Regions from separate parts of the Mus musculus genome. Here region 2 is linked to region 1. Evidence: chromatin loops called from intact Hi-C (ENCODE). Cell type or tissue: gastrocnemius. All regions are shown on one strand.

What was found. Hi-C counts contacts between places; a loop is a spot of excess contacts. Peaks named below come from ENCODE experiments on the same cell type or tissue, not always from the same donor. Only the 100,000 strongest peaks of a DNase experiment are listed, where the experiment ranks them.
Region 2: a loop joins it to region 1, with 1.9 times the contacts of the local background. A loop is called at or near these places in 2 of 42 quality-filtered maps.

The regions. Positions count from the first base shown.
Region 1 is chr1:90,493,774-90,501,773 of GRCm38, forward strand. The region is part of intron 1 of Gm28722 (a long non-coding RNA gene); the gene reads right to left. Among named protein-coding and RNA genes, the nearest start is that of Gm28722, 6.2 kb to the right of the region's middle. In gastrocnemius, CTCF peaks have their summits at 1,502 and 3,949; no DNase peak of the experiment used is centred here; H3K27ac peaks cover 7,861 bases.
Region 2 is chr1:90,269,183-90,277,182 of GRCm38, forward strand. It overlaps 2700003A03Rik (a long non-coding RNA gene), which reads left to right and starts at 3,690. Exons shown (of 4, transcript XR_003947931.1): 1 at 3,690-4,723; 2 at 6,212-6,368. In gastrocnemius, a CTCF peak has its summit at 3,463 (motif pointing left); DNase peaks (open chromatin) are centred at 3,959 and 4,100; H3K27ac peaks cover 964 bases.

The sequences.
Region 1 (8,000 bases):
ATCAGCTGAAGGCTGCACTTGTTTAAAGAGGGTTTAGCGGAAGACACAGCGAATTAGCACTGTTCCCACCCTGGGCCTTGGAAGGCCGTTTGCTCTAAAGATCACTGCTGCTCGACTCTTAATGGGTGAGGAAATACAGACTTCTGGGAATGGCTCCTGGTCTGCAGCTGGTGGCCTGGAGGAGGTTGAGAAGAAGGGTCTTCCCACACTCCCTCTACCACCCAAAATGGGAGAGAAAAAAATGGAGCAAGGGAAACAGACCATCTGCTCCACCCAAGATGGACCCGGTGCAGAGAATGTGTTGTGGGACTGGTAATCTTTATGCTGGAACCGTGGACAAAGCTAAGCTTGATCAGGTACCACCGCCATCTGAACACACACCACAGAAAGCCCATCTCTTGCACTGTGACAAGCAGAGTTTGAAGTTTCCCCCTTTAAACCAAGAAATGTGTGTCTAATCCATAGTTTTCAAGTGTGCCTGAGACTACTTATCTTGAGGAAGAATCACAAGTGCCTGGAAGTAGCCAAGACTCCTTGGATAGTCTCACTCCAAACAAGACTACTCAAAGAACACATTCAGCTGTCGAGGTAGCTGTGGACTGAGCCTTGAGGCTACTATGGGTGAATGGTATCTCTGGCCAGGATCCTAGCCCTGCTTTTTTGTAACCCCACTGAGCCACTGATTTGGGGGCATCTTCAGTGTTTGCTTCCCTAAAGATGTAGTGGGAACGCTGTTGGTATCAGGATCTCCGAAACCTATGACATCACATAGGCGACAGCTTGACCCGCATACCTGTTGCCAAGGCAATAGTCACCATAGTCCCAGAAACCACTTGACTCACCTCCCACCTTTACCTGTGGCTATGTCACCATCCATATATAAAGGAAGGCCCCTCTGATCTCTCTCTCTCTCTCTCTCTCTCCTCTCTCTCTCTCCCCTCCTCCTCCTCCTCCTCCTCCTCCTCTTACTCTTCTCCCTCCTCCCCCTTCTCTTTCTGCTGCCACTTTGCCCTCTTCTCTCTCAATAAACCTCACGTGGAACTGTTTGGCCTGGTGTGGTCTTTCTGGAGCCACACAATGATCACAACAAATACCACAAACAGAAAGCCCTTGACCTTGAAAGCTTTCTGCCCTCCCCATCCTTTTCTACCAGTCTGATGGGCACTGCTCTTAAAGCAGGGAAAGCAAATTCAGAGGGCTAGAAAACAAAAGGCTTTCTTGGAATCTGGACCAACTGAGATATCCTTTCTACCATAGGAATTCCTGGGGACAATTATTGCAGGTAGAGGAATACCCACCACTTTATTGGATGAGATGTTCCAGGGACATCTCCTTAAGAAAAAGTTTGTCTAAAAATTCTCTCTCCTGTTCGGAGGGTTTGGTGTCTGTAACAAGATGTGCTAAGCACACATTTTGGCATGGAAATGGATCTCACACTCCAGAAAACCAATACTAAGCCAGAAACCCTACAGTTGGTTCCCGCTTTTGTCTGACCCGGTTCTTAAAACAACCTAAGAGTGTCTCTCCAGGACCAGGAATCAGAACTCCCAGTGTGCTCTGCCCTTGCTCTGTCCTCTGTTCGGAAGACTCAGAGCGGTGAAGTCTTGGCTGATGGCAACTCAGCTCCATTCCCATCTCTGCGTGAGAGCTACAGTTATCTGCTGGCTCAGTCCCTCAGTTGGATGCTCCATAAAAATTCCGAGCTTGCCATTTCCTCCGAGATGAATGCCAATCGCCTCTTTGTTTGTCTACTGATGTAAAACATAAGATAGCTCTTAACTGAGGATTTCCGTAACTTAAAAACGTTTACGGAGATTTTAGTTTTAAAATGGATGTTCAATGCATTAGAACATTAAAATAAGGTTTCTCCAACCCTAACCCTAACTGTAGATCTATCCCTGACAGCAAGCCAAGCCCACACTTTCCCTTGAACTTGGACTCTGGGCAGGGAACGCAGAACCTATCTATGCACAGTCCACTGACAATTTTACAAAGCATCATGGACTGTCTGTAGTCTGGCATGTCACCCTATGAAAATATGTCTCTAAACGAAAAACTAATGGTTTTGTTTTATTTTTATAGTGAATGGGTTGTAGAAAGCCAGGAGGAAATTCTGCCTTCCAGACTGCTTATTTTACTTGGGAAGGGAAAATGCCTCGCTAATGGTGTCCTTGAAGGCGACCTGAGCCAAGGAGAAGGAGCATTGCCAAGTTTAATGGGGTAAAAATTCCTAAGAGCAATAACAGCAAATTATTTTTGGGAGTAATGCCCACTACCACCATAATTATTTATTAAGACTGGGAAGTCACCATCTTCAATTCACAATGACAGAGAAAACAGAGTGAAATGATCAGCACATGGTAGGCTGGGCAGCAAAGCACCCCTCCCAGACAGCAACAGTCACCAGTGCTTAGCGGCAGACCGTTTAACCTCAAAAGATGAAGACGTCAAAACCAACAGCATCTAAGTTCAGGGGCCTATAGCAGTGCATCAGTGCATTATCTATGAAGAATGATTTTCAAAAACTGCGGAAAGTAAATTAAAAGGTCCGCATTCTCGAGGCAGTCATGTTGAGGGGAGAAAATATGTATAGCTGTGCAGAAGGATTCGCCAAAAGGGTTTTTATGAACTTGGCAAAAAAATAAATAATTTTGAAAAGTATCCAGAACAATTGGCTTGAACTTCTAAAAGACAATCTGAGACACAAGTGTACCACAGACGACCGTTGTGGTCTTGTCTCGCAGTTATTAAAATGTGTTTTAAGAGTGACGTTCATGGGTTTGTTAGATTGTTGGATAGGCGTCTGAGGGACACGTCGAATATAGGGCACAGTGTGGAAGAGAAGGAGATTGCACACAGCACAGACAGCCCCATGTGCAACGTGACATGCCCAGAGCCACATTTAATAACAGGAAATATAATTAGACAAAGTGGGTTTAATCACATGGTTGATTTAATGCCATATAACAAGCCAAACTGTCATCATTTCAGTGTATGATTGACCAAAAAAAAAAAAAAATCACTGATGAGAGTTTTGGGTTTTGCATTCTGATTTTTGTTTTTGGTGTATGGAAGGCTTTGACCTCTGAACTATCTTCTTTCAGGTGTTCAGTGATAACGGTGACTAGGGGAAATTATAACTTCTGTGGTAGTCTGAATGAAAAAGGACCCCATAGGTTCATAGGGAGTGGCACTTCTAGAAGGTGTGGCCTTGTTGGAGGAAGTATGTCACTGTGGGTGAGCTTTGAGGCCTCAGAAGCTCAAGCCAGACCCCAGTGTCACTCTCTCTTCCTGCTCTCTGCAGATCCAAATATAGAACTCTCAGCTACCTCTCCAGTACCATGTCTGCCTGTGTGCCACTGTGCTTCCTGCCACAACGACAGTGGACTAATGGAGTAAACCTCTGAACTGTAAGCCAGCCCCCATTTAAATGCAGTGATTACAGTGTCTCTTTATAGCAACTAAAATCCTAAGAGAACCTTATATTATACATCACAGGCTGGTGAATTTTATGTGTTTTTACATCATTAAGAAGAAAAGTGTGCAAGGAGATTAGGTGAATGGTATGATGTCCCCATAATCATTTGAAGATTCTAGAAGCCAATCACAATGAATCAAAATCACATTGCAAGTCATTAGATGCACTAAGGTCTAGACAAAATAGATTATAAGTAAAACCCAAGTCAGAAAAGCCAATTGTCAAGAAGACTGGGTGGCCCTGAGCATCCGGAGGCCTGAGACGTCAGATGTTATGAGCTGGGCTGCCTGTATACTGGGCAAGTCCTAGGAAGGTGGTTTGACATCCATGGCCCAGGGCTCAAAAAACATAGACTGTCTCAAGAGTGATTCAGACAGCTGCCTGCATCAGGCAGCCCTGGTGGGGTGAGGCAGCATACAGAAGTTTCCAGGCAATGATCCATTTTGGAAGTCCAGAAGGGTGTTGACCAATGTTGGAGAATTTGTCCAGAGTGACCAGAGCCCTGCCAAGGAAACTCCACCCAGAACTGGAGCTGTGCCCTGGGAAGGAGGCCACAGGGAGTCAGGCTGTCCTAAGACCTACCAAGGTCTTGGGGGAGGTGCCAATCCTGGAAGAAGGGATGTTCTCAGGACCTCAGACACTCAGTCCAGACAGAGAACAAGGTGAGGTGGATGCCTGAGGAAACAGAAACTGAAACAGGGAATTGCCACAGGCCACCCCATGTGCCACCAGATTGCCTCAGGGAAGTCCTAACTCACTCTGCCTCTAGTTAGACTGGGGACACGGTTTAGAGGAGTAATGGAGGTTAAATTAGGCCATGTGGTAAGCTCAACTGGAATTGTAAGACTCTGGGGAGCCTTAGCTTACTGGAGACTCCCTGAGTGAACCACATGAAGACAGGATCGATGCAAAAAACAAGAGGAATTTATTGTTCCAGTGCACTGGGGTCGTCCCAGACCCGAAGGAGAGGCGGCGACCCCAAGCACCAGCTCAGTTTTTATATGGTTTCTAAGGGCAGAACAGAGAACAACTAGGCACAATATGATTGGTGGAACAGTGCACCCTTTAAACTGATTGGTCTTTAGGGAATGAGGTGACAAGGACTTTCCTTGTCTGAAGGTGAGCAATGGTCAGTCCTGTGGAATGTGTCCCCACCCACAGGTCAGGTCGGTCCCAGCCCTTTGGTCTGAGAAATGCTAATTAGCCTTCCCCTTCTGGAGGGGCGAGTGTTTCATGACCTTCCCAAAGTTCCTGAGCTGACGACCTTTTCAGAAGCAGAAATTGGGACACAAATTCACATCATAATATGTTATGAAGACACAAGCATGGCAGCCACCGACATGCCCAGGAGACAGGAGAATCAGCACCTGATCTCTGTCATCCAACCTCTGAACCCTTGAGAATATGCATGATTAGTGTTTAAACTGCTTCATCTGTGGTGCTCTGTTGTGGCTTCCCTAACACACCCTAACACTGGAGCAGAAACAGATTACCACACCTTGGGGATCACCCCCAAGAATGCAGGAAAAGACTCAGCAGGAGCATAGCACCATGGCACAAAGCCCTGTGAACTTCTTGGGCAAGAGTATCCTCATTTGAAGATCAAGAATCAGTGCTAATCCCTGCCTCGAAAGCCTGCAGCCAGTACCATACAGGGACAATGTGGAGTATGGCAGATCAAAGCTAGGGTGCTCAGCTGAATTCAAATTTTAAATAAGCAATCATTTTTAAGTACAGTTCCCAAATATTGCAGCAAACATACTTCTTTTGAAGAATTATGAAGGGGCCTGTGTTAAAATAAGCAGACATTCCGATTGTAAGAAAATCATCTGCATTATCAGCTTTAACTAAAAGTTATAGATGAACTTTTCTCCTTGGTAGGAGGGCTTCCGGGTCAGCAAGACACATAGGTAGCATGAGTTTGATCACCTGAATTTAGTCCCTGGAAGCCACATGATAGAAAGATGGAACTGTCTCCTATGGAATGTCCTTTGCCCCCTAGATGTACACTGTGGCTCATGTATACCTGCCCTTGAGCATGTGTGTGCTTGCACGCACACACATACACACACACACACACACACACACACACAATAATAACAACAGCAATAATAACAATAACCACAACAGAACAAAGTCAATTATAACAGGGATTAAAGAAAACTTTCAAAATACCTAAAAGAGGAAGAGAGTATGGTTCAACCCGTACTGCTTGTGGTGCTTTGAATGAGGATGTACCCCATATGGTCCTGTATTTGAACACCCGATCCTTAGCTGGCAGTGCTGTCTGGGGAGGTTTAGGAAGTAGGTCTTTGTTGAAGAAAGTATGTCACCAGAGGTGGATTTGAGAGCTAAACAACTCTGGACACTTCCAATTCACTGCTTCTTGCTTAAGGCTCATGATGTGAGCTCCCAGCTTCCTGCTCTTGCTGCTGTGTTTGCCTCTTGCTGCTATGCTCCCCACCATGTTGGACTCAGCCCCATGGAAGTGTAAGCCCAAATAAACTCCTTTCCTGTAAGTTTCTTTGGCCGTGGGGTTTCAGCTTAGCAACAGGAAATGACTAATGCATAGCTCTTCCTGGTGGGCCATCAGGTCACTAAGGTGTTCTTAGATGTTGACCCAGTAAAATAACTGCCGGTTATTCTCATACAGAGCGATGATTTAACACATAAAGGTGGTAGAGGTAGAGGATAGCAATAAACAGCTCACTATTCGGTCATGGCAATACACGAGAATGATTGGATCCGGACAGTGAGAGAGGATTGTGAAAGATACAAAGGTTTGATCCATACAATTTTGTTTGTTTAATCTACCTGTGCTGTTAGCTAATTATTCCTTTTACCGTGACCAAGTGACAAGCTGTTCCATCTGTGTCCACGAGACAAAGCTTGCAGACTACACAATGCCCTGGAGGAATTCTGCCTGGCTTATTACATGGAGGGCAGGGGAGGACTGGAATCTAGGGACTTCAGACCTGCCCGTGGGATACATCCAGGAAACTCCTTTTCCTCACGTGGCCTGAGTTCACAGGTCTGTAGCATTCATTCCTGGATGCCCAGGTACAGCCAAGCTCCAAATGCTTCTCTCCCCTCAAAGGTTCAGTGTACATCTGGGGGAAATACTCCTGCTCAGTTAAATAGGCTTTGACATCCTCCTGGTGTGGCTCTCCAAAGTATCATGATCTAGAGCAGCGGTTCTCAACTTTCCTCATGCCTTGATCCTTTAATATCATTCCTCACGTTACGGCAACCCCCAGCTATAAAATTATTTTCGTTACTACTTCACAACTGTCATTTTGTTACTGTTATGAATTGTAATGTGAATATCTGATAGCCAAGATATCTGATATGTGGCCCCTGTGAAAGGATCATTTGACCTGCCAATTTGGGGATCATAACCCACAGGTTGAAAACCTGTGGTCTAGATGGGTTTCAATGTGACAGAGTTAAGGTATCTTTGAGAGGAGAACCTGAGCCCTTGGAGACCTCACCCTCAAAGGGGTTAATGATGGTCTCCAAGGGCAAGTGGTGTCCCTCATTCAGGAAGCCTTTTCTGCTTTTCCAAGTGCCTGAGTGAAGACCACCCACTTACTAGTGCCCTCAGAAAGAGCGGTGAATAAAGTAATCTAGACAACAGAAGTTTATTTTCTAATAGTTCTGGAGAATTCTGTAACGAGGTGTCAGGTAGGCTAATCTTGAAGACAGTCTTTTTCCTGTGTCCTAACAGAGTGTCCTTCTGGGTTCTGTGTTCCAATTCCTTCCTAGTGTAAGAGCATAGGCCATATTGGATTTGGGCTCACCCTAAGACTTCGTTTTGTCTTAATTGCTTCTGCAAAGAAGTCCAATTGTCATTCTGAGGAGGTGGGGTTAAGATCGAAACATATGCTGAGGGTTGGGTGGGAGATACAGCTCAGCCCATGGCCGGTTATGGGGTCAGAGGTGACCTTCTTTGTCACTGGCTCTAATGCTACACAGAAATCCCACATGGGATGGATGGGCTTGGTGGGACACACCTTTAATCCCAGCACTCAGGAGGCAGAGGAGGCAGATCTCTTCCAGTTTGAGGTCAGTCTGGTTTACATAATATGCTCCAGGCTGGACAGGACTAAATAGTGAAATTTTGTCTCAAAAAAATTTTTTTTTAAGTAAACTAATGTTTTAAAAATTCCATGTGTTGTAAATAGTTCTGAGCTTATCTTGAATGTAGGACAGTTGAGAAGTCTTGAGAAAACTGCCAAGAAATACTCCAAGAGATCTTGTCTCAGTGGTACCATTTATAGTCCAAGCTGGACCTTCCTCTGGGGAAGGAAACCTCAGCACAGAACACCCATGTGTGGGCCCAGCTGAGATGTCTCCATCTTGAAGCCTTGAAGATGTCATTTCTTTTTCTGGGTGCCCCTGGGGATGCTGGGATAGGATTTTCTTTGGAGACTTTTGCTTCAGTCAGGCCTGCAACCTTGACACCTTTTCCCACCTGCAGAAGGGGCTGCACTGTAAGAACCATCACAGTCATTCTCACCCT
Region 2 (8,000 bases), 220 kb before region 1:
AGCCCTAACTTCATCAAAGTGAACATTCTTTGAATGGTAGGCTGGTAGCCACACTCGGGCTTCCAGCCAGGCTGTAAAGCTATTTTCTTTCTGTTCCTGTTATAATAGATAACGCTAAACATCAGAAAGTAGTCATCTGACAAGGCAGGTAGGTAAGATGGGTCATCTCCATTGTCCCCTGGACTGGATTTGGAGTCATCGAGGAGACACATCTTCTCTGGGCATGTCTGGGGAAGATGAATCCCGGATGTGGGGTGGTGGGCTCCCAGACTTAAGAGAAGGAGGAGAGGGAGAAAGTGGACTGAGAACCAGCATTTATCTCTCTCTTCCACACCCTCTGACACCATGCTCTCTGCAGCATGATAGACTCTGGAATGGTGGGCCAAAACCAAACCAACCAAGCCAAACCAGATCAAACCAATCAACCAACCAAAAACCCCTCCTTCGTGAGTTGAGTAATGAAGAAAGTAACTCACACAGCAGAGGAAACTTTAGAAAAAAGTTTTATTTTATTTTTTTTTAAAGATCATCAGCATTCAGCCATAATAAAACATTACTGGGCAAAAGCAGCTCTGATCTGTAATAAAGATTAGCCCGACTTTATGAGGTAGGCCATTTTTCTGGTCAAGAAAATTTTAAGAAAAATAAATGGCTGTTCCCTCTTTGGTAGATAACCATCTGGTGGCATTTGGTGCTGGGTACCATATGTATTTGGGGGGCTCACAGTGGAGAGCTGTCAGGCTCTCCACCCTGTCCTGCAGTTAGCCCTCCTCTTAATGAGGGAAAAAAGGAGACTCACATGTTCTCAGTCTCCCCTTGCCTTCTCAGAGCCAGCCTGTCTGGGTCTCCTGCCAAAAATGTTTTTAACTCTTCAGTATTTATGAGACAAGAGTAAATAAGGCTTGATGGAAGAAGACCAGTACTGCAGACGCAGGCATGTGCCCATGGTGCCTGTGTGTACTGAGCCCTGATCCCTCCCATGGTGCCTGTGTGTACTGAGCCCTGATCCCTCCCATGGTGCCTGTGTGTGCTGAGCCCTGATCCCTCCCATGGTGCCTGTGTGTACTGAGCCCTGATCCCTCCCATGGTGCCTGTGTGTACTGAGCCCTGATCCCTCCCATGGTGCCTGTGTGTACTGAGCCCTGATCCCTCCCATGGTGCCTGTGTGTGCTGAGCCCTGATCCCTACATCCACGGGTATTAGGGGAGCTTGCAGGATTCATACTCAGGACCTGAAGCTGCCCCCCCAGTGGAAGCATTTACACCACGGGAACTGGCAGGTGGTTAGAACAGGTCTCCAAAACCAACCACTCATGAGATGGTGTGATGGTTTGAATATGCTTGGCCCAAGGAGTGGTGCTATTTCAAGGTGTGGCCTTGTTGGAGTAAGTGTGGCCTTGATGGAAAAAGGGTATCTTGATGGGTGTGGGCTTTAAGACCCTCATCCTAGCTGCCTGGAAGCCAGTCTTTTCCTTTTGCCTTCAGAACAAGATGTAGCATTCTCAGCTCCTCCTGCACCATGCCTGCCTAGACTCTGCCATGCTTCTACCTTGATGATAAAGGACTGAACCTCAGAACCTGTAAGCCAGCCCCAAATGAAGGGTTTGCTGCCCCAAAAGGGTTGTCCTTTATAAGAGTTACCTTGGTCATGGTGTCTGTTCACAGAAGTAAAACCCTAACTAAGACATGATAAGACAGAGGCTAGACAGAGCATAGTTTAAGCTAGACCCTGGGCTCACTGTGTTCCCAGCACCTAGGGCAAAGTAAAGCATTTGGTGCTGGGCACTGGGTGAAAGGATTCTTTGCAGAGCAGATGGGTGACCAGCCTTGAGGCTTTGGGCACAGTTGCCTTTGTGTCTGAGACTGGCCCATGCCACTCAGGTTCTGTTGGGTTCTGAGCCCATTCCAATTCTTCATTGTCATTGACCTGGAACTGAGCTAGAGAGGCACATTCTTGGGACAGATCAAAGTCCCTAAGAATCTTGGATGTTGAAGCTGCTTGACCACATAGCCCACTGATCCAAATCCTACGTGTTCATGGAGAGGTCTAGGGGGAAAACCTGAGGAATGAGCTGAGGTAGGGTGTGTTTCGAGGCATCCAGTTCAGTCCTCATCAGTGACCTCAGCCATCTCAAATAACACCAATGTACAGGGTGGGGGTGTGTGTGGAGAGGCCCTGGACAGACTTCGGGGGAGGGGAATCATCTCACTAGGCCCCAAGAGCAGAATGTCAGAGGGTACTGGGTGTGGAAGGCATGGTGCTTCCTCCTATGGATCACCAAGGCCCACCGTGTCCACTGGGAACCAGAATCAGATGTTCTGTAGACTCAGACCATATGTTGCCACACCCTGAGCCAGCCCACAGTTCTGGCTGAGTTGCAGCCCGGGTGAGCAGTCTCAAGGCTGGCTCTCACAGTTTTAAGAACCTACTTGGCATTAGCCAACAATGTATATGGGGGCTTCTAGACACCAACTATCCATTGCATTTTATCCAAACATTTGGTTCTTTTATCTTGGCCCCTTTGTGCCAGATGCACTTAGAGGAAGCCATTCTTTGCAGGTGGAAAGAACATTGTGTGACTTCTATTTTCCGGCTGTCTGCTACACCAAGCCTTGGCTCTGAAGGGAATTATACAGGACTTGTCCTTTGGTCGTCCAACCCCGTACACAGGTCTCCCTCCACCCCTCCATGTCAAGGGAGTGAGCACCCTCTATAGTTGAATCCTCACCATGTCAAAGTTTGAATTACTCACTGGAGGAGAACACCAGCTCTTTCTTGTTTTAAAATCTCCCCTCTGCCTTCAGTGGCTCCACAGAGAGAATCTAGCAGATAGTTTAGGGAAAGGTAGCAGATTCATGGACTCACCAAAGGGTGGAACCTCCATTAAAGGTGACCCAGTGAGACATCTGTCCCAGTGGGTCTCAGCCAGGGGTGACTGTCTCCACACATCTCCTAGTTGATTCCAGTTCTGATCAAGTGGACAGCCAATTCTAACCTTCACCTTAGAACATAGCTAAAAAGCCTATTATACAGAAAGATGAGGTCGTGCATTTAGTGAGGAGGGTAATGTTATCAGAGGGGAGGGGGCTGAGAACTTCAAGGGACAGAGGCCCATGTCTGCAAGAGGTCTACTTTGAGGCTTGCTGTTCAGTATGGTGACTGTAGCCCACGATAATGTCCATGACAATGTGAACATAGCAGTAACCATGAGTGGGGCTGGGGAGAAGCTTGGTGGTTAAAAGCACTGTCTGAAGAGTCACGAGGACTGGTGTTTGGCCCCTAACACCTGCATGGCCAGCTGGGCATCCAACACTTGTTTGTAACCCAGCTTTTTGAGGGGATGGAGACAAGATCTCTGTCTTTCAGACACTGGAAGAAAATGTAAATTCCAGGTCCCAAAAGAGACTTTGTCTCAAGGGACTAGGTGCAGAGTGATGAAGGAGGACAGCCAGCGCCCTCTTCTGGCCACCACGGGAACATGCACACACGTATCTGTGCACACACCCGGAGAGATTCAGGCACACACAGATACATAAACATTAAAACAGATTGTCTATCACCAACAAGTGCTAGGCCAGGTGTGATGGGTGTGTTAAAGCAGTTGCCACATCACTGCATGGTACCCATAAGGAGAAACAGCCCTTTGCGGTCTATAAATATATAGTCACAATATGTCAACCACAAGTAGCATTAACGGTACAAAAATCACACATGATTCTCTCATCATTCGTGTCCATACTAATCACATGTGGAAATACTACTTTGGATATGAAGGATAAAGCACTCCTTCAGAGTCTACACTCTGCTACTTCTGTCTCCAGCCTCCTGCTGGTTCCTGTTCTGGGGCTAGTTAATTCCCTGGCCTCCAGACATTCACACTGTGCTGGGAGCATGGTTTTAGGCGCTCCTCATGGTCAGCGGGCATTGGGGTCCTGCCAGGGAGACAGAGGAGCAGAGCCAGGCGTGAATCTCCTGGATCCTGGGAAGAGCTTATGCTGAGGCATGTGGAGGGATGAATGAGCTCTTGGGGACTGTCATTACCAGCTCTCCGAGAAACTGGATTGCCTGCAATAAAAATCTCCAACATCCTGCTTCAGGGCTGGGGTCTCATGGGGAGCTCTTGACACGGTGCCCAAACCACAGCCTTAATCACCGAGGCACGTGGCTCACACTTGCATGGATGTGTGGACGTGGGCCTCTCTTCGGGCTGGAAACTCGGAGCAGCTTCGCTCTGGAGAAACGGATCTCTCGCTCTCTTTCCTCCACCCACATGTCAGCAAAGGCTTTACTTAAGCAAATGCCACCTGCCCCAGCCCGGACACTTGTCTGCACCACAGAGGCCCGTGCTGAGTGCCAGCAACTCAGGCCTGTTTTCTCTGAGGGGGCCGGACCCTGGAATGTTGACACCCCGTGGTTGTTGCTGTAATGATAATGCTCTACATTAATAACACACCTCTCAGCCAGATGGGTTCCTGAGTGCCCTACAGGCTGTGACAAGTAACCATCCTGAGTTCCAACAATTTACTGTGCCCACCAGGGCTCATGGCTCCTGGATGAGTCACAGGCTTTTGTCCACATGCAGAAATGAGGCTGGATTGGCCAAGGGGAGAGCAAAGCAAAGGAACTGACCAAGGCCTGACTGGGAGGATGTGAGGACCATGGTCACTGTGCCATCAAGGACCAGAGTAATGAGCCAGAAGCAGTGGTAAGGAGTAGGGGACAGGTCAGTGAAAAGATCCTGTCTAATAATTTAAAACTGCAAAGCCATGCAGGACTCTAACTTAGAAACAGAAAGAAGTCAGATGTAGAGGGCCATGCCTGTAATTCTGGCACTGGGGAGGCTTTAGCAGGAGGACTGCCACAAGTTGAAGGCTATCTTGAATTAGATAAAGTTCTAGGCCAGCCTGGGCTATAGAATGAGAACTTGAGATCTTAAACTCTTGTCCCCTCTGCCCCCAAATAAAAGGGAAGAAAAGAATGGAAGGGAGGGAGGGAGGGAGGGAGGGAGGGAGGGAGGGAGGGAGGAAAGAGACAAGGACAAGAAGAAGGAAGTGAAGGAGAGAGGTTTCTAGTCTGAGGGCAGAAACCACAAGTCTGAGGGCAGAGACTACAAGTCTGAGGGCAGAGGCTACAAGTCTAAGGGCAGAAGCTACAAGTCTGAGGGCAAAAGCTGCAAGGGCCAGAGCTGGTTCCAAGGTTCAGCCCTGGGATCTGATGACAATGGGATGGGGCCCCTCATGTTTTGGGGAATTAAACCCTTGGGAATCCATCAACCCTTTGGTACTTTGAGCTTCTGGATCCAAGCTTGCTTGAGTGAAGCTGAACCACAGGATAGATGCAGCCTGGGAAGATAGAAAGCAGCTACTGGGGCATTGGATCCCATGGAACTGGAGTGCTGGTGGCTGTAAGCCACAGTGTGGGTGCTGGGAAATGAACTTGTCCTTTGGAAGGGTGGCCTCTGGAGCTATCTCTCCAGCTCCAGTAGGAAAAATCTTAAAATTGAAACCCGCAAAATTCTTCTATGACCCCAAGTAGACACACGAGCCCCTCGAGCTTTCCCCCTGCCTCGTATGTGGCTGTATCTGGGTGCTTCTTCCAGGTGTCTGTCACAGAGCTTGTCTGCCTTTCCCAGGATTATTTCAACCAACTTCCAAAGGGCTATCTAACTTTAATTTTTTAAAAAATGATAGTTCTTAACTCCCCCTTTAGCCCACCACCCACCAGAGGTAGTGGAAAAGAAAGGATACAGGGGAAGTGGACCTGGTTAGCCAGTTTGTTTTTTTTGTTTGTTTGTTTTTTGTTTTTGTTTTTTGGTTTTTTTTGAGCAGCTTCCATCTGTGTTGTCTGGAAATCAGCAGTTTAGTTTACAGGTTATTTAGTAGCAGCTCGGTCTACTGGTAAACATTTTATGGATATATCAGTAGTCCAGTTTGGTAGAGTTGGGACAGTAAACATGACTCAGCAATGGTGGCATGACCCAGCAGAGACAGCCAGGCCTCAGTGTCGGCACGAGTCAGCAGGAAGGACTAGGAAGGTCATCAGAAGAAGTTCTTAGCTGTGCCTCTCAGCAAACATCAGCAAAGTCGAGAGCCCCATAAGCTGTTGCATAGTTAGTTCCACAAGTAAGCCAAGCTCAGTCTCTGTCACTGTCTATCAAGTTTTATTCGTGTTATCTCTAAATTTCATGTGTTCTCCATGGATCTTTCCCTAGCACGTGACTCGGCACCTGCATCTATCTCAGCTGACATCACTCTGTCAATGAGCCTGTCCTCGGAAGCTGCAAGTAGCTATAGCACAGTACCAGAAGTTTTTTTTGGCATTTCTCTCTATGGAGTTCCAACAGATGGAGCTCAGCTGCGCAATGTAAGGTGGGCCAATACATAAATGTCCTTAGCAAAGAATCTTTCATCATGTGTCCTTTCATGTGCTTGCTTTAGTAAAACATCCTTTCACCTGTGTCTGCTTCAATGAAATGGTCCTTCATAAGTCTGCCTTAGTCTTTCACCTGTGTCCACTTCAGGAAAACACTCCCTTACATGTTTGCCCCAGCAAAACACCATCCAACACAACCGACTTTCCAAAAAAACCCTTACATTTCCACTTCAGTGCTGAGTGAGGATGTGGGCAGGACCTAGGGGGAGCAGCCACACTTTGGGCTGCTGAGGATGGGGTGGGGGGCAGCTTCTCACCTATGCTGAGTAGGAAGCAGGAGGCATCTGGAATTTGCTCTGGCTGGAGTGCAGAGGGTGTAAGATGCTCAACAGATGGCACACCCTGAGCTGCTGGTGGTGAGTAGGCTAGGCGAGAAGACGCAAACATACTTCGAAGCCTGAGGATCTGCCTGCCGGTAACATGGTGGCGCCATCTTGGGATGAGTCACGTACATTCCGACATGGAGGGGGTGAACAGTCTGCTGGTGTCATGGGAGAGGGAGGAGTGGTGAAATTTTCAGCTGCCAAGCTGGTGTTTGAAATGGAAATGGCCCAGCTGTGCAGATGATGAACCGAAGGATGCTCCTGGTAGTTTCTTTTTAACGGCATGAAGGCAGGTCAAACAACAGCAGGGCATTTTAGCTCTTTCACATGAGCTGGAGCATGAGGAAGATCTTGGCAACTAGTCCGAACTCTGCCTGCTAGCGGGCGGAGGTCCTTTGCAGCCTGCTGGGCAGGGTGTGGCTAGACTTCGGAAGTTTGTTTCTTGTATGGGAGCTTTGCTCTTCTTCAGGATGAACCGAACTGAATAAAAGCAGGAAGCGTGTAGGTGATTTGACTTCTCATTCAACAGACCTAGTAGTACCCAGGTAATGGCAAGCAAGCATACCCCTCCGGCCTTGAGGATGGGGTGCCCTTAGTCACCTTCAAAGTACAGGGGTGTGGGCAGTGGACCTATGCTGTCAGTGTGCAGTGCTAAAGTTTACTCCATGTGTGTTCTCTGCACAAGTCCACATACGTGTGGGTCTATACGTGTTTAGTGTGCACACGTGCAAATATGAGTGCATCTGTATTAGTATATGTGTGTTGTGTGTATGGCTGTTGACAGCAATTCCTGCTTCAACTCACCACTCCAAGGAGGAACACATGCCTGGGTTTCCTCTCCATATTGCTCAGGAGTTCAGGCCCAGCTAAAGACAGGCACACCTTGACCCTGACACTGGTAAGGAGCAGGAGGAAATGGGTGAGTAGCATCTACTACAGGAATAGTCTCACCCATGGTGGAAAGGAGGTGAGGCTGAGGTAGTTTCTTTAAGAGCCCAGGGAAATTCAGAGGATAAGATTCTCTTAGGAACGCTTGGCTCATCCAAGGAAGAGACTGGCCCTCAGGAGTTTGTGACTTGCACAGGGTGTTGTGGGATCACTGGGCTCTGGAATAAGCTGTCACTGATGCTAGTGCCTGACCTAGCTCCAATGGACAAGGAGCTCTGCTGACTGGCAGCACTTTCTACCCAAGGCCTGTGCCATTTTGTGCAGAGAATCCTGCATGAGACCAAGGGTGCTGAGGGG